2 separate regions of the Homo sapiens genome follow, and region 2 is linked to region 1. The links are chromatin loops, found by intact Hi-C in ENCODE. Cell type or tissue: K562. All regions are shown on one strand. Each heading gives the region's core, and the rest is flanking DNA. Links, peaks and the distances in the headings are about the cores only. Region 1 has its middle 69 kb from the start of LINC01503. Region 2 has its middle 24 kb from the start of C9orf50.

Evidence for each region. Hi-C counts contacts between places; a loop is a spot of excess contacts. Peaks named below come from ENCODE experiments on the same cell type or tissue, not always from the same donor. Only the 100,000 strongest peaks of a DNase experiment are listed, where the experiment ranks them.
Region 2: it touches region 1 in a loop (2.4-fold over the local background); 9 of 110 quality-filtered maps call a loop at or near these places.

The regions. Positions count from the first base shown.
Region 1 is chr9:129,402,021-129,410,020 of GRCh38, forward strand. No RefSeq gene overlaps it. Among named protein-coding and RNA genes, the nearest start is that of LINC01503, 69 kb to the left of the region's middle. RefSeq lists enhancers at 2,397-3,002, 3,003-3,607, 4,213-4,816 and a silencer at 5,990-6,284. In K562, for the core only: a CTCF peak has its summit at 4,414 (motif pointing left); DNase peaks (open chromatin) are centred at 139 and 4,521; H3K4me3 peaks cover 1,296 bases.
Region 2 is chr9:129,592,300-129,601,295 of GRCh38, forward strand. No RefSeq gene overlaps it. Among named protein-coding and RNA genes, the nearest start is that of C9orf50, 24 kb to the right of the region's middle. RefSeq lists a silencer at 5,118-5,337 and an enhancer at 7,971-8,470. In K562, for the core only: no CTCF peak of the experiment used is centred there; DNase peaks (open chromatin) are centred at 3,802 and 4,140.

The DNA.
Region 1 (8,000 bases), core at 1-8,000:
TGCATCTGCACCTCTGCAAAACTGGGCGCTCTGGAAAACTGAGGCTGCCTGAGCCTGAACCTGCAGCCCTGCTCCTCAACTCCTCCCCACGCTCCTCCCTCCTCCCTCCTCCCCACCTCCTCCCTGCTCCCCAACTCCTCCCCACCCTCCTCACTCCTCCCCACCCTCCTCCCTACTCTCCTCCTCTTCTTTCCTGCCCCCTCCCTCCCCCTCCTCCCTCCTTCACCCTCTTCCCTCTCAAGCCAGTATTTTTAGCTCGCTGCTGTGCATTCGTGTGCAGGGTGCTCTCTGATGCCTGGATGAGGTTTTATCTGTCGTGGTAACCCCAAGGGCAGCTGGCAGACTTTTTCCTCTTAAGTTTGGAGCGCACTCCCCTCTTCCCCAGCTCGGGCCTTGGCTGGATTGGGGCAGGTCTCTCGCCTGCCTGGGTCTGGGGCCCGGGCTCTGCGTCCAGGCTGCCCGGCCTCCCCTCCCTGCCGCTGCCTCCTTCGCCTGCTCCCCCTCCTCTTCCTCCTCCTCGGCCTCGGGCCTTTGTCTCTGGAAGACCCGGAGCTGCTGGAGCGCCTGCCCGCGCCGCACCCGGGCTCTGCAGCCTCTCGCCGCCTTCCCCTCCCTTCTCTTCTCATTTAGCCCTTTCCTCGGGCAGCCTCTCTCAAGGCTCCAATCCTTCTGCATTTGTTCCTCGCCTTCCCTGCCTTCCTTTTTCCACCTCCTCCTTTTCTCCCTCCCCCTTTTCTCTCCTCTCCTGACACTGTTCTCCTTGCCTTTAGGGAATGGAAAAAACCCCACAGTTGGAATGTGGGGACCCCAGCTTCTCTCCCCCATCCCATATTTTTCTCTGCCCTCAGCAGCCTCCCCCTGGACAACAGGGTGGGGGGGGGAATCGGGGGGGGCATTGTGAGGGGATTCTGGGGCTGAGGGGTTTCCTGGAGCCCACGTCTCCAAGGCGAGCCTTCTGCAGGGCCCACCCTGACGCCCATGCCTTTCTGGGACTCTCTGGGGTCCAGCCTGGCTCTGGTGGGACCCCCATGTGGCCTGGGCAGGAGCCAGCACAGCTCTTCTCCTTCCCCAGGCTGTCTCTGTCCCTACAACCTGGGTTCTCAGAGATTTCTTCTCAAGGCACCTCCCTCCCTCTTCCCCGATCTGGCACCAACCTGAATTTACCTTTAAGAATATCACTTAAAATAAGCAACCTGTTGTCCTCAGCACTTTACAGCTTGCACATCTCTCTGCTCAGGTCATGGCAACTATGTACCTTGGGCCCTATTTCACTCTCCCTGGTGATAAAGGAGGCACGTGCCCAGCACCTCGGGCGCTGCCATCAGACCCACCTGAACTGGACCCAGGTCTCACCTCACTGAGCCTTCATGCGAGCACCAGGCTGAATACCTTCTTGGGGCTCAGAGACTCAGAGAGGCAGTGTCCTCCGCCCGAGGTCACACAGCCCCAGCTGGTGCAGAGGAGGTGTTTGGGGGCTAAGTGTGAGGAGCTTGCGACCTCGGGGGACTCTACCATCTCCTTTTGGGGCTGGTCTCATGCCTGTCCTCTCCCCAGGTCAGGATGGGGCCGGGACTGAGGGAGCCCCCACTTTGCTTCCTCACCTACTCCTGACCCCCCGGGCTTTTCTGTGGGGCTGACTCGGGATGGTTGGTGGAGAAGGTGCTGCCTGTCCTCCTTGTCCCATCCAAGACCCCCAGCCTCGGTACCCCTCTGTCCACTCCACTCTCTGGGCCCCCTGTTGCAGTCTGGACTCAGCTTTCCTCCTCCTCCCCTCTCCTCTCTCCCTCAGGCCTCTGCTTTCCTGATTCTTCTACCTGGGCTGGCCCCTGGCTGGGCCCCCTCCAACCCCTCTCTTGTCCCTCTCTCCAAGGGCCTCTCCCTGCAGCTGCGGTGCATACCCTGCTCTCTGTGCATTTCCAGCAGTCTTGTGTCACCCAGCCCTCTGCTGCCTGCATCTCCCCCTCTCTCCCTCTCTCTCCTGTCCTGCTGTTTCTGCTCACCCCAACATGGGCACATGCACACACATGCAAAGACACAGAGAGGCACAAGCAGAGGTCGGTGCAGACATGCAGCTCATACACGCAGCTCATACACCCAGCCCATGCAGTTGCTACTGCAGCAGTGGAGGGACAGAGGCTGGCCCCAGGAGGAGGCAGAGGAAGGGGACCCCCTGCCCAGCCCTGATGTCGCCAGGCCTGCAGGCGCCTCATGGTGGGGTGGAGTTCCAGGCTGGGCAGGCTCCCATGGTCCTGTGGCTCCGTCTTCTGAGTCTCAGGGGCAAGAGACAGCCTTGATGGGGCCAAAGCTTCCAGAATTCTGGCAGGACTCCCCAGCATACCTGACCAGTGCTGGTCCCCGGGCAAGGACCTGGAAGTGGGCACAGCCCTAGGGCAGAGGGGTTGGGTCGGGGCAGGGGCAGCAGAGACAGCCACTCACAACAGGATCTGAGGGGGCCAGGCAGCCACAGGGCCTGCACCAGGACCACTGTGTGCACCCTTGGAGGTGACTGAGCCTCCATGCCTGGGTCTAGTGCTGCCATGGACGTGGGGAGCCTCCTCGCCAGAGTTCCTGGGCCCTCTGTCCCCACTGCTCTCTAGGTGCTGGTGGGAGCCTGACAGTCCTGGGTTTGAATCTCGCCCCCTTTCACAAGCTGTGCAACTTTGAGGGGCGACTGACCCCCTCCCCCTCCCTAAGGGGGTGATGCGGCCACCTGCCCTCAGGACCCAGTGGGGCCTCCATATAGCCAGTCGGGGGGGTGGGGACAGCCCAGTGCTTCCAGGTACGGCTGTAGAGTCAGCCCTGGGTTCAAGTCCTGACACTTTCAGTAGAGGAAGGGGGCAGGGCTGGGGGTGAGCCTCCTCGCCCCGTGTGGGCCCGGGCCCTCCCCTGCAGCAGAGTCTGGTCTTGGCAGCCTTTCTCTGGGTTTGCACTGGGGTCAGAGCTGGCACTGGATGTTTCCAGTTTGGGGGGTTCTGTCTTGTGGGGGTCTGAGTGAGTGGGGGGCTGCTGGTATTGGCGCCTCTCGCTGGATGCCCTGGGCTCTCAGCCATTCTGCTGATGTCCGCTGAATGTCGTCGGCCCTGAGTTGGAGTCTGGGCGAATCTCTGGACCCAGGGAGCCTCTGTTTCTTCCTCCAGAAAATGGGGATAACAATAGCACAACCCTCCCGGTGTGAGGCTGCACTTAGATCACCCTGGAATGCTCTGAGCTCAGCAAGTGCTGAGGTTGACATGGGAGTGGGGGTTGTTCGCTGTTTTATCTGCTGGGCAAGGCTTTAGGTATTCAGCCCTTCCCTCTGCCCTCAGCCCACATGAAGTTTCTGCTCCAGGGTCCAGAGCTCAGGGGCCCTGTTCCCCAGTTTTCTGTGCCCAGCAGAAGAGCGGGGGGAACAAAAGGGGGACGGAGCCTGCCCCCTCCCCAGGGCTGGAGGGGGGGGCCTCCCACTGTGAGCAGGGCCCAGCCCCTCCCCAGCTCTGACGCAGACCCCTGGACATTGGGAGGGTGCTCTGCTCCCTCAAAGATCTGGCTTTGCCTCAAGATTGGAAGCCAACCAAGGAGGGAGGGGCAGGGGCTCCGAGGGAGGCAGAGTGTGGGGAGTAAGAGGGTCACCCGCACCTCCATGAGCAGGGGACAGGGTGGGCTGGAAAGACGCAAGGCCACAGGGGCATCCTCAGAGTGCTGTCCCCAAAGTCAGGGTCCGTCTCAGCTCCAGTAGTGAAACCCGTCTTTCTCCTGTCTGCATCCCCTTCCTCCTCATGGTACCTGTACCTCTACTGACTTTATATTTATTTGTTAATTCTCAGGCTCCGCCCAGAAGAGTGTCAGCTCCTTGAGGGAAGGGATGTGGTCTCATTGTCTGCTGCATCCTCAGCACTGGGTAGGGTGCCTGGGACATTGAGGTCTTCACCAACAGCTGTCGGGTGAATGAGTGAGTGAGTCAGTGAGTGGCTTCTGGGGCAGCTGAGGCTTGTGGCTTGAGAACACCAGCTCCACCTGGCCCTTTCTAGATGTGGACAGAGGGCAGACGCTGACCTGCTCGTTGATAGCCAGCCTGGGGGTGGGACAGCCTTCAGGCGTGGCTATGGAGTCAGCCCTGGATTCAAGTCCTGATGCTTTCAGTAGAAAAGGGAGCAGGGCTGGGGGCTCAGCCTCCTCACCCGGTGTGGGCTGGGGCCCTCTTGGGCAACAGGGTCTTGTCTTGGCAGTCTTTCTTGTGGTTTGCATTGGGGTGGGAGCCAGCACTGGATGTGTCAGGTTTAGGGGTCACGGTACCCCAATGTCTTTCTCAAAGCCTCAGGCTGAGGGCCTTGCGGGACCAGTGCCCTCCCTCCTTGCTTTGGTTTCCTTGGCTCAGCCCCTGGCCACTCCCCGGCACTACCAGTAGATCACCGTGTCCTCCCCACTTGCTCTCCCACCACGAGATCCTTTGCATAGGCCGTTCCCTCCGCTGGGCACGCCATTCCCGCTGCTTTCTGCATGGCTGCTCCTGAGACTCCTTCCCTCCCCCGAGGCAGCCCCACCTCCCTGCAGGGCGTGCCCGGTGACTCCCTTCCGCTTTTGCACTTAGCCCAGCCCGCATGCATCTCTCAGGTCACCGTGTTTCTCTTTGCAGGTCACTTGCCTGTCTCCTCCTTGGAAAGTTAGCTCCATGCAGGTTCGGCCTGGGCTGGCCTGCCTGCCGTTGCCTCCCCAGTGCCCTCACAGTGTACACCATGGAAGGTACCAGAGTTTAGAGCAAGACCTAGCGCACAGTGCACGCAATGGTGAATGAATGGATGAAAGAACAGGGGAATGAATGATGGAAGAAACAAGAGTGTGAGTTTTGGGATTAGACTGCCGGGGTTCGTATCCTCATCAGGTCTGACCCTTGGGCAAATTATTTAACCTCTCTTGGCCTCAGTTTCCTCATCTATAAAATAGGTATGATCATAGTGCCTACCTCTTAGGGTGGTTATGTGGATAAGTGGTTTCAGGGAGTATTCGATATCTGCAAGTGTGTCACATGTGAACATCACGTGAGCTTTTTGAGCATAACCTGTGCAGACCCCAACTCTTGATGGGGTCTCAGGAGCAGCAGTGCAAAGGGCAGCGGGAATGGCATTCCCGGAGGAGGGAACACCATCCACAGGATGTTTTGGTGGGGGAAAGCAAGAGGGGAGGGGAGAGAGATGGATTGGCAGTGCCAGGGAGTGGTTGAGGGGGCTGAACATCCACAGAAACTAGCCACGAAGAGGAGGAAAGCCAGGCCAGGGGGAAGCAGGAGGATGTGAACCAAAGCAGGGAGCGAGGGCTGGTCTCGCAAGGCCCTCAGCCTGAGGCTTTGAGAAGGCCATGGAGGTACAGTGACCGCCCCCAACCCCAGCCCCACCCTAGCTTCTCTTGTAGTCTTCCTCATCCCAGGAAATGAGACCTCCCACTGTTCATGGCACAGGAGTCAGGCTTGGTGCTTTTCTTTCTTCCACATCCACATCTGATCCTTTTACAAATCCTGATGGCTCTACTTACAATATATCTGAAATCCAGCCATTTTCATCTCCACTGCTGCTGTCCCCGACCAGGCCACCACCATCTCCCCTCTGGGCTCTGTCGGCTCCTGGCTGAGAATTCTGATCAGTTCCCCAGACTTCCCTCCAGCCCCTTCAGTCTATTCTCACTCAGAAACCACAGAGATTGTTTAAAAACACAAATCAAGCCGGGCACGGGGGCTCAAGCCTGTAATCCCAGCACTTTGGGAGGCCAAGAGGGGGTGGATCGCTTGAGTCCAGGAGTTCGAGACCAGCCTAGACAACATGGCGAGTCTTCATCTCTACAAAAAATTAAAAAATGAGCCAGGTATGGTGGCATGTGCCTATAGTCCCAGCTACTCGGGAGGCTGAGGTGGTAGGATTGCTTGAGCCCAGGAGGTTGAAGTTGCAGGGAGCAAGATCGCAGCACTGTGCTCCAGCCTGGGTGAAAGAGCGAGGCCTTGCCTCAACACACACACACACACACAGAGACACACACACAGACACACACACTGACCCTGGGCTTGCCTCTGCCTTCACCCTCCCTGGCTTCCTGGCTTCAGGTGTCCTTAGAGTTAGGACACTGGGCACACCCACCCCAGGGCCTTGGCACCTGCTGCTCCAGCCCTGATCCTCTGCTCCGGGCTCCCCACAGGTCTCAATCCCTCCCTCCACCCAGGTCTCAGCTCCAGTGGCATCTCCTCACATCCCTGGCCTCCCTGTCCAAAGTCCAGCCCTCTTGTTCTCTGCTCTAGCCCCTCACCCTGCTCCCTGGATCCTAGCATTAGTTTCCTGGTTCTTTGTCTTTCTTTCCCAGAATGTCAGCCTTGAAAAGGCTCGAACTTGGCTTTTCTGTTCAATGTCTCCTGTTGTATAGAAGAGTGCCTGGCAAGAGTCTGTGCTCATAAATATTGATTGGACAAACGAATGAATGCTAACTATGACTATTATTACCATTATTGGTCGGCAAAAACTAGAGGAAGATAGATTGAGGAGAGGGTTGATGTGATTATGTCTAATAAGAAAAAACAACAACAACAAACAGTGGCCTGCTCCTGCCTGGCTTCCGTCAAAGACCAAAGACCAGTGGGCTTTCTGTCCTCCGGGCTCTGTCTTCCTGCTGCCATGGTTACCACGCTCCGTGGGCTCCAGAAGAAAGGCCAGGCCAGGCTGACTTTGCGGTTCTGCCCAGCTTCCTTGGGTAGCCCAGGGCCTGGCAGAGAAAGATCCCATCCAAAAGCAGCTGGCTTCTCCGGTCTTATCTCCGTAGTGCCCAGATGGAGGGACAAGGGAGGCACTTGCTGTTCTTCCAGAAAAAAACAGTCCAGGTTCACTCTGCATTTGTGCAGGACCTGGTCATGCTCTGGGCAACTCAAAGACGTTCGGATCATGGTCCCTACCCTCTGGGAGGTTTCTGGCAGCGGGGTGGGGCCAGAGACAAGCACTGACTTAGCTGTGTATAAAAATAGCAAGGGCTTGCACGTGACAGGGACAAGTCAGGTGCAGAGAAGCAGGGAGAGCTCTCTCACCCATACCTGCCCCCCAGCCTCGCTGTCCTCTCACCCCAATGGACGCCCTCTTGGCCAAGGCGGCTGAGCTCCCATGTCTCCACCGGGTGCCATCCCAGACTCCCAGAGGCCTGGGGCTGAGGGGCTCCCTCCACAACCCCACGTCTCAACCAGCGGCTGACAGAGGTTAGAGGGCTTGCACAGATCTTACCGCTGGTGGCTGGCAGAGCTTCAGAAGGGTGCAAAAGGGACACTAACTTGGCAATAGCACCCTGGGATCTTCTTTCTCACCTCTCTGCTCCTTCAGCTGACAATCCAACCCTGCTCTCCACCGCTGAGAACAGGCTCTGGACCCCCAGAGACCCTCTGAACTAACCACTGCACCCCAAGGAGCAGCTGCAGGGTTTGGGGGTCCAGGACTGAGGCCTAGGACCATCACCATGGCGGTCACTGTCATCTCCATGACTACAATCATCACCTCCATGACCAACTGCCATCACCTCCATTATCACCACTATTGTGAGGGAAATTGTGTCCCCCCGAAAGATAGGTTCGGCCAGGCGCGGTGGCTCATGCCTGTAATCCCAGCACTTTAGGAGGCCGAGGCGGGTAGATCACCTGAGGTCAGGAGTTCCAGACCAGCTTGGCCAAAATGGTGAAACCCCAGCTCTACTAAAAATACAAAAAATTAGTTGGGCATGTTGGCGGGTGCCTGTAATCCCAGCTACTTGGGAGACTGAGGCATGAGAATTGCCTGTATCCAGGAAGCGGAGGTTGCAGTGAGCCGAGACTGCGCCAATGCACTTCAGCCTGCGCAACAAGAGCAAAACTCCGTCTTAAAAAAAAAAAAAAAAAAAAAAAAGATAGGCTCAAGTCCTAACTCCAGTCCCTCAGAATGCGGCTTTGTGTGGTCTTTACAGAGGTAACCAGGTTAAGGTGAGGTCGTTGGGGAGCCCTAATCCAATAAGAGTGAGGTTCCTATAAAAAG
Region 2 (8,996 bases), core at 532-8,531, 190 kb after region 1:
CTCCCTTTATAGGTGCGTTGGTTAAATGATGGAACGTGATAAGGGAGTCATCAGTGATATCAGTGCAGGAGTGCAGGGGTGACTCTAAGAGGGGTGTTGAGGGTAAAAGGGTGGCGGTGTTAGGAGGGGAGCATTTACGGAGGGAGAGAAAGGATTGGAGAATGGCTGAGTGCAGGGTCTGGATGCGGGAAGGGGATACTGTTTGAAGTGCCCTGTGGCTGAGCATATCTTGCAAGTCATGTGATGAATAAACTTGCAGGGGTTTATAGAAGATGAAATTTTGTGCCTCTGGGATAATTAAAGAGGCTGTGGCTAAAATGTTTAGGCAAAGAGGCCAACTTTTTTTTTTTTTTTTTTTTTGAGACGGAGTTTCGCTCTTGTTGCCCAGGCTGGAGTGCAATGGCGCGATCTCGGCTCACTGCAACCTCCGCCTCCCAGGTTAAAGCGATTCTCCTGCCTCAGCCTCCCTAGTAGCTGGGATTACAGGCATGTACCACCATGCCCGGCTAATTTTGTATTTTCAGTAGAGATGGGGTTTCTCCATGTTCGTCAGGCTGGTCTCGAACTCCTGACCTCAGGGGATCTGCCCGCCTCGGCCTCCCAAAGTGTGGGGATTACAGGCATGAGCCACCGTGCCCAGCCGTGAGGCCAACTTTTATAGATAAGATCTAGCTGCTTGAAGAAGTATGCAACAGGTTGAAGAGAGTCCCCTGTGGGCTGGGCCAAAAGGCCTAAAGCTCCGTTTTGGGAGCTGTGTAAGTATAAATGGAAAGGTCGGCTGGGGTTAAGGAGACCCAAAGCAGGGGCCCAGGTTAGAGCTTGTTTTAAGCAGGACAAAGCATGATGAAGTTCAGGAGTAGGGGCAATAAGCTCAGCGAGGTTTCCCTTTGAGGCCTCATATAATGGCGTGGCAATCACTACAAAATTGGCAATCCATAGCTGGAAGTACTCCATGAGTCCCAAGAAAGAGAGACAGTCTCTTTTGGTATGAGGGAATAGGATGCTCTGGACCATCTGCTTGTGTGTTGAGGGAATTTCCCAGGTGGCAGGGGTAATCATGAGGCCCAGGTATGAAACCTTGGAGGAGGCTAATTGGGCCTTTTTTTTTTTTTGGACAGCTGGTAGCTGTACTGGGTGAGGGAGTTTAAAAGGGTAACAGTATGCTGAATAGAGAGTTCCTCTGAAGGGGAACAGAGCAGCAGATCATCTACATAGCGAAGGAGGATGGGAGGTGTTAGGCAAAGTTTAGAGAGGTCTGCTTGAAGGGCTTGTCCAAAAAAGTTGGGGGGCTGTGTCTGAAACCCTGGGGGAGGACAGTCCATGTGAGCTGTTGGGAAATGTTGGTATCTGGATCCATCTGGGTAAAAGCAAACAGGTTTTGGGAAGAAGGGTATAGAGGTATAGTGAAAAAGGCATCTTTTTTTTTTTTTTTTGAGACAGAGTCTCGCTCTGTCGCCCAGGCTGGAGTGCAGTGGCGCAATCTCGGCTCACTGCAAGCTCCGCCTCCCGGGTTCATGCCGTTCTCCTGCCTCAGCCTCCTGAGTAGCTGGGACTACAAGCGCCCGCCGCCATGCCAGGCTAATTTTTTGCATTTTTAGTAGAGACGGGGTTTCACCGTGTTAGCCAGGGTGGTCTTGATCTCCCAACCCCGTGATCCGTCCGCCTCAGCCTCCCAAAGTGCTGGGATTACAGGCGAGAGCCACTGTGCCTGGCCTGAAAAAGGCACTTTGAGGTCTAGTACTGAAAAATGACTGGTATGAGGGGGGATTCTGGAGAGGAGTGTATAGGGATTAGGAACGACTGGGTGTGTAGGGATGACAGCAGAATTGATTTGACGAAGGTCCTGGACAAGCCGGTAGGACCCATCCAGCTTCCGGACAGGGACAATAGGGGTGTTATGAGGGGAATGGGTTGGAATGAGGATGTTGGCAGCTAACAGTTGGGAGATGATGGGCTTGAGTCCCCGAAGCCTCTCAGGGCTGACAGAATACTGTTGGACTGTGATCTAATGAGAAGGATCCTTTAATGAAATTTTAATGGGGAGTGGTGGGCCGCCACGACTGCAGAATTTGTGTTGACCAAACAATAGGATTTGTTTGAGTTATAATGCTAAGGTCAGGTGTTGGCTCCTTAACTTCAGGTAGGGAGAATTTGGGTTCCTGGCATAAAAATAAGTAGGGATGGCTTTGGCCAAGAGCCCAAAGGTGGAGGAAGCCACGCAATTTGTGCAGCAGGTCTCTACTTAGAAGAGGCATGGGGCAATGTGGGATTAACAGGAAGCAATGTATGAGGGTGACGTCCCGAAAGGAACAATATAAGGGGAGTGTTTGGAGGGGAGTTTTCTGAATGCCCTTTATGCCAACAACAGAGATTAAGGAGCAAATTAGAGGTGTGGGGAACAATCTTGGCAGAGGGAAGGACGTGAGCAAAGGTAAATGAAGGAACTTCTTGCCATTTGCCATTTCGATAAATGAAGTTATCTAAATCCCTTAAAATTTGGTGGTCGAATGTGCCGTTTTCAGGCCAACGGTTGCCCTTGGCCTGAGGCCAGGCAGTATTGCAAAAGAATATAAGGCACTTTACTTTAATGTCCCCCTTTATACCGAGTTTAGAAAGGTTACAAATCAGGAAACCTAGAGGGGAGGAAGGAGTAATTTGAGATTGATTGGAGCCCATTGAGATTTGGCAAGGAAAGGCCAGGGGTGTCTGCCGTTAGACTAGGCATCCCCAGAAAAAGGGCAGAGACGGGAGATCCTCTCAAGAGGAGGTAGACTGAGGGGAAAGGTCAGGCATCCCTGAACGTCACCCTCCCAAGGTCTCTGATGGTCCTAATGGTCCCCAGGAGACCGGGACTGCGGACCTGAGTCTCCTGGGTAGCACAGGAGAGACAGGTGGGGGCAAACCTTACTAATTAGTGTCTGGTGTTGGATGTTTTAGAAGGAACCAGCAAAGGACCTCTCAAACTGGAGCCGTTGGGGAGAAACAGAAAGTAAATTGCCCAGATCCAGCGGTTGGAGGCAAAATTCTGGGTCCGGGAGTTTTGAGAACCCATCCAGGGGTAGCCCTGGCCACAGCCTCGAAGTCCTCTCCTGTCACTCAATTACCTCATGCAAATCACTTTTAAAAAAGAGGAAGAGTTGAGGGACTAGGCGGGAAGCCAGAGAACCCTCAGGATCCAGGAATTAGCCAGGGATGAGCTGTCGGGGCCCACTGCTTCCTGGGTTGCAAGAGTTCTCAGCCCCAAGACTCATCCCGGGGTTTGGCAGCAAGTATTGGAATAGAAAGATGAAGGAAAGAAGAGGCAAGAAGGCAGTTCTACAGTGGAGATGGATTTATTAAGAGTAAACCTGAGAAGGGCTTCTGGCCAGCAGGCTCAGGAGCAAGCTTCTCATATAGCCTGAGGCTTTTTAAAGGGCCTGGTTGGGGAAGTGTGCTTTTTTTTTTTTTTTTTTGAGACAGAGTTTCACTCCTGTTGCCCAGGCTGGAGTGCAATGGTGGGATCTCAGCTCACTGCAACCTCCGCCTCCCAGGTTCAAGCAATTCTCCTGCCTCAGCCTCCTGAGTAGCTGGGATTACAGGCGCCTGCCACCACACCCAGCTAATTTTTTTGTATTTTTAGTAGAGACCTGGTTTCACCATGTTGGCCAGGCTGGTCTTGAACTCCTGACCTCAGGTTATCTGCCCACCACAGCCTCCCAAAGTGCTGAGATTACAGGCATGAGCCACCGCGCCCAGCCCGGAAGTGTGCTTTGAGGAAAGATTCTATGTGGAGGAGTTGGGGAAGTGCTGGCTGGTTGTGACTGTTGGGGACTTTGTGAGGTTCTGCTGCAGTTACAGCCTTATGCTCTGTTGAAGCTATGGGCAGGGTTGACATTTGCGGACAGTTTTGAGACATGGAAACTTGATACTTTTAAGATGGTGGAGACTTGTGAAGATGGCGGCACTCTTGTCCTATTAGACACAGCCTGTTGGGGGCCCCTCTCTCTTGGCTCCTCAGGGGCCAGCATGGCCACCTCAATCCCACCAGCTTCGAGACCTCAACTTCTCTGTGGGCCTCAGTGTCCTCATCTGCAACTTGGAACAAAAACTCTGTCCTCAGCCAGCAGCCCTGGGGAGCTGGGAGAAACCAGGCAATCAGCCCACTAGGTGGGCAGAGGAGAGGGTTCCAGGAGACAGCTGCAAAGCCTCCTGGGACTCTGAGGACAGAGAACCCTGGGGGTGGGGCTGGAGCTTTCTAGGGGCTGCCAGTGGTTGAACCCAAGGGCCGAGGCGGCAGCTGGGGGCCCTCTGCAGTGAGGAGGAGGTCCCGGCTGGAGGTCGGGAGAGGGGTCACCCAGCTTTGCAATCTGATGGGCAGGGAGGAGAAAGAGGCTATGGTGCGCCTGCATGGGTGCATTGGAAGCTATAAGGCTCCAGTGCGCGGGGCCGATGGGCTCTAGGACCCTGGAATTCTCTCAGCACCCGCCCACACACTGACCAGTCCCCAAGGCTTATTAGTATTGTGATCGCTATTATCGAAGGACCCCCTCTCCCTGTCTCCTGCGCCCACCCACAGCTGTCCAGACTGGGGGATGCGAGGATGCCCTCCAGGTGTCCACAGCTGGGGTTCTGGGCCAGGGATTACCAGAGTCTGAGCAGCCTTGGGGGACGCTGAGGCAGGGGGCCGGGGAGGAGGGCACCCGGGAAGAGGGTAGGGCAGGAGGTTTATGGGAGGCCCCACAGGAAGAGAGGACGCCCTTCCCTCCCATCCCCCGCAGGGAGGAGCTGAGGCTGGAGCCTGGGAGGGGAAGATGGGAAAGGCGCTCCTGGCAGAAGGAACAGCGTGTGCTAAGGCCGGAGTGAGGCAGTAGCTGAGAAGCAGTTCTGTCTGGCCAAGGGGCCAGGAGGGAGGAAGAAACGGGTGGCGCGCAGGGCACCCACGGCAGGGCCTTGAATGCCGGGATAACTCATTCCTCGCTCCTAGCGCGGGGCTGGGCCGCCCTTGGGCCCTGGGGAGGGCGTCAGGCGGGACCCTTTGTCCCTCCCTCCGCCCCCTCCCCTTCACTCTCCCCTTTCTCCCCCTCCCGCCCCTCCCCTCCTCCTCCCCGCTCTCCCCGGCCCTGTCCCGGGAAGGCTGGACCGGCCCGCGGCTTGCCCTTTCAAGTCGGCCTCCCGGAGTCTCCGGAGCCGTCCGAGCGCTGGGGCCGCTGGCGCGGACTTCAAAGCCCGCCGCCCCCAGCCAGATCCGGTTGCGGGTGGGGCGGGCGAGCTGGGAGGGAGGCGGGTTTCGGTGGATTCCCCTTTCATCCCGCGGCTGCAGCCGGGCGCAGACCTCGGGGAGGCCCGGCGCGTCCCCGCTGGGCAAGTCCCTGCAGGGCAGCGACCGGGAACGGAGGGCTGGGGACGCCACGAGGCCGCGCCGCAGGGCGGGGGAGGCCTGAACCCAGACTGGGGGCTTCGGACCCGCCTGCGCTGTGGGACCTCAGGCCAGCGCCTACCTGTCGCTGGGCCTCAGCTTTCCTGAATGCCCTACTCCCTGCCCAGGACTCCTCTGGGGAGGGGCATTCGGGAACATTCAGTGGCCCTTGGACAGCTGAGATAGGAACAGGAAGCTAAGCTGGGAGCCCGGGCTCTCCTTGGGGTACCTGCCCGACCCCACCCATCCCACCGGAGAGGAACCGCTTCCTGCATCAGCCAAGCCCTGCCCGCAGTGTAACCCGTGGTCCAGCCTGGCCCTCTCTGGGCCTCAGCTTCCTGGAAGGCTGAGGGGGTGGCGGCTGAATGCCCTCCCTCCGGGTTGAGGTGTAGCGCATTCCTTCTTGCCGTCCTGTTTCCCGGTCCCTAAAGTAAGGGTGGAGGGAAATGGCTCTCCCTTTCTGGTGTAACCATAAGGAAGTGGCTGCCTGACATTCTGTAGCCGTCCGCGTGCCCCATCCAAGCCCCACAGAGCCCTGTGTGTAGATTAAGAACATCCTTTTTTTAGGTGAACAGCCTGAGGCAGAGGGGGTGTCGCTTGCCCCAGGTCTCAGCTGGCAGGAAAACTGGGACTTGACACAAAGTTACTTGGGCTTTCCTCCACCTTCCTCCCTGCCCGTGGTCCCCACTGATTGCAAAACAGTCATAGGGGAGGTGAGTCCAGGCTGGGAATTTGGAAAGCAGACACTGACATAACGTGGGGTGCAGGCGCAGGAGTAGTATCACCCCCGCTTTACAGACCCAGAAACGGACACCGAGAGGTTGCGAAGCCAGACAAGGGGCAGAGCTGGGTATTGACGCAGATTTTTGGGGCCCCAGAGACTTGAGGTTTAGCCACTGCCTCTGGGGTGAGAGGGGCAGGGCACTTACTGTGTGTCAGGCCCAGGCTGGGAAGCATCTTGATCAACACAAGAACCCCAGCTGGGAGGTGGTGGTGTAGGAAAGGGGTCCAGATCCAGACCCCAAGAGAGGGTTCTTGGATCTCTCGCAAGAAAGAATTCAGGGTGAGTCCATAAAGTAAAAGCAAGTTTATTAAGAAAGTAAAGGAATAGGCCGGGCATGGTGGCTCATGCCTATAATCCCAGCACTTTAGGAGGCCGAGGTGTGCGGATCACGGGGTCAAGAGATCGAGATCATTCTGGCCAACATGGTGAAACCCCATCTCTACTAAAAAATACAAAAATTAGCTGGGCGTAGTGGTGCGCGCCTGTAGTCCCAGCTACTCGGGAGGCTGAGGCTGGAGAACAGCTTAAACCTGGGAGGCGGAGGTTGCGGTGAGCCAAGATCACACCACAGCACTCCAGCCTAGCAACAGAGCGAGACTCCGTCTTAAAGAAGAAGAAGAAAAAAAAAAAAAGTAAAGGAATAGGCCAGGCACGGCGGCTCACCCCTGTAATCCCAGCACTTTGGGACGCTGAGGTGGGCAGATCACCTGAGGTCGGGAGTTTGAGATCAGCCTGGCCAACATGGAGAAATCCCATCTCTACTAAAAATACAAAAATTAGCCAGGCATGGTTGCATGTGCCTGTAATCCCAGCTACTCAGGAGGCTGAGGCAAGAGAATGGCTTGAACCCAGGAGGCGGAGGTTGCAGTGAGCTGAGATCGCACCACTGCACTCCAGCCTGGGCGACAGAGCAAGACTCTGTCTCAAAAGAATGACTACACCATAGAGCAGCGCTGAGGGCTGCTGGTTGCCCATTTTTATGGTTATTTCTTGATGATATGCTAAACAAGGGGTGGATTATTCATGTCTCCCCTTTTTAGACCATATAGGGTAACTTCCTGTCATTGCCATGGCATTTGTAAATTGTCATGGCGCTGGTGGGAGTCTAGCAATGAGGACAACCAGAGGTCACTCTGGTTGCCATCTTGGTTTTGGGGGGTTTGGCCAGCTTCTTAACTGCAACCTGTTTTATCAGCAATGTCTTTATAGCCTGTATTTTGTGCCGACCTCCTATCTCATCCTGTGACTTAGAATGCCTTAACCGTCTGAGAATGCAGCAGCCCAGTAGGTCTTGCCTCATTTTACCCAGCCCCATTCAAGATGGAATTGCCCTGGTTCAGACACCTCTGACAGTGATACGACCATTGCGCAGGCCTGGGACTGAGACACAGAGAAGTGAATGGTGAGGCCAGGCACAGTGGCTCATGCCTGTAATCCCAGCACTTTGGGAGGCCGAGGCGGGTGGATCACCTGATGTCAGCGGTTCGAGACCAGCCTGGGCAACATGGTGAAACCCCATTGCTACTAAGAATACAAAAATTAGGCCAGGTGCAGTGGCTTACGCCTGTAATCCCAGCACTTTGGGAGGCCAAAGCAGGTGAATCACCTGAGGTCAGGAGTTCAAGACCATCCTGGCCAACATGATGAAACCCTGTCTCTAATGAAAATACAAAAATCAGCCACTCGTGGTGGCAGGCACCTGTAATCCCAGCTACTCTGGAAGCTGAGGCAAGAGAATCACTTGAACCGGGGAGGTGGAGGTTGCTGTGAGCCGAGATCGCACCACTGCACTCCAGCCTGGGCGACAGAGCGAGACTCCATCTCAAAACAAACAAACAAAAAAATTAGCTGGGCGTGGTGGCACGCCCCTGTAATCCCAGCTACTCTTGAGGCTGAGGCAGGAGAATCACTTGAACCAGGGAGGTGGCAGTTGCAGTGAGCTGAGATCACACCACTGCACTCCAGCCTGGCGACAGAACGAGACTCCATCTCAAATAAAAAGTAAATGGTGGGCCCCAGTCTCACCAGAAGTGACTGAGTCAGAATTGGAACCCAGTCTGCCTGGCTCCTATGCCCCTGCACTTGATTTAGAGCTTTGCCCAAAGAGAGCTGTACTGCTTACCCACTCGCACCAAACACTGCATGGTTCCAGAGCCCTGGAAGGGTGTCTCTGCGTGGGGCCTAATCTGCCAAGAGGGGGCAGTTTTAACGGGCTTCCAGCATGATGCTGAATGTACCCAGGCTGGTGGGCTGGGACAAGTGCCCAGGTATCTAGCAGATGCCGCCCCAGCCCAGAGATTTAAAATTCCTCCCTGGAAAAATCAGATAATCAAAGAAGTCAAATACCGTGAAATGAATGTGATCCCTGCCAGAAGCCCAGAGGGAACATCTGAGAAACACTGCATTGCAAGTGCAGGCACGGGACCCTCCCCCTTGCCGTATAGGCAGGGAAACTGAGGCACGGTATGTGGCAGGGAGATGTTCACAGATAGGATCCCCATCCCTTTGCGCAGCGTTCATTCAGGGCCTTCTCTGTGGCAGGCTCTGTGTTAGGGACCTGTCCAGTCTCTGCATTCTTGGAGCTCAGGGGCTACTGAGTATGGTCCATGTGTGCCAGCAATGCCACCACTGTTCCGTCCTGATTGTGGTAAGTGCCACACAAGGAGAACTGTGGGGAGCTGGTTTCATTTGGAAGAGCTTCCCTGAGGAGGTGACATCTGAGATCTGATGTTAAGTGGGAACCCGTGAAGCTGGTAGGAGAGCATTCTGGGTAGAGAGGAGGGCATGTGCAAAGGCCCTGGGGTGTGAAGGAGTTTG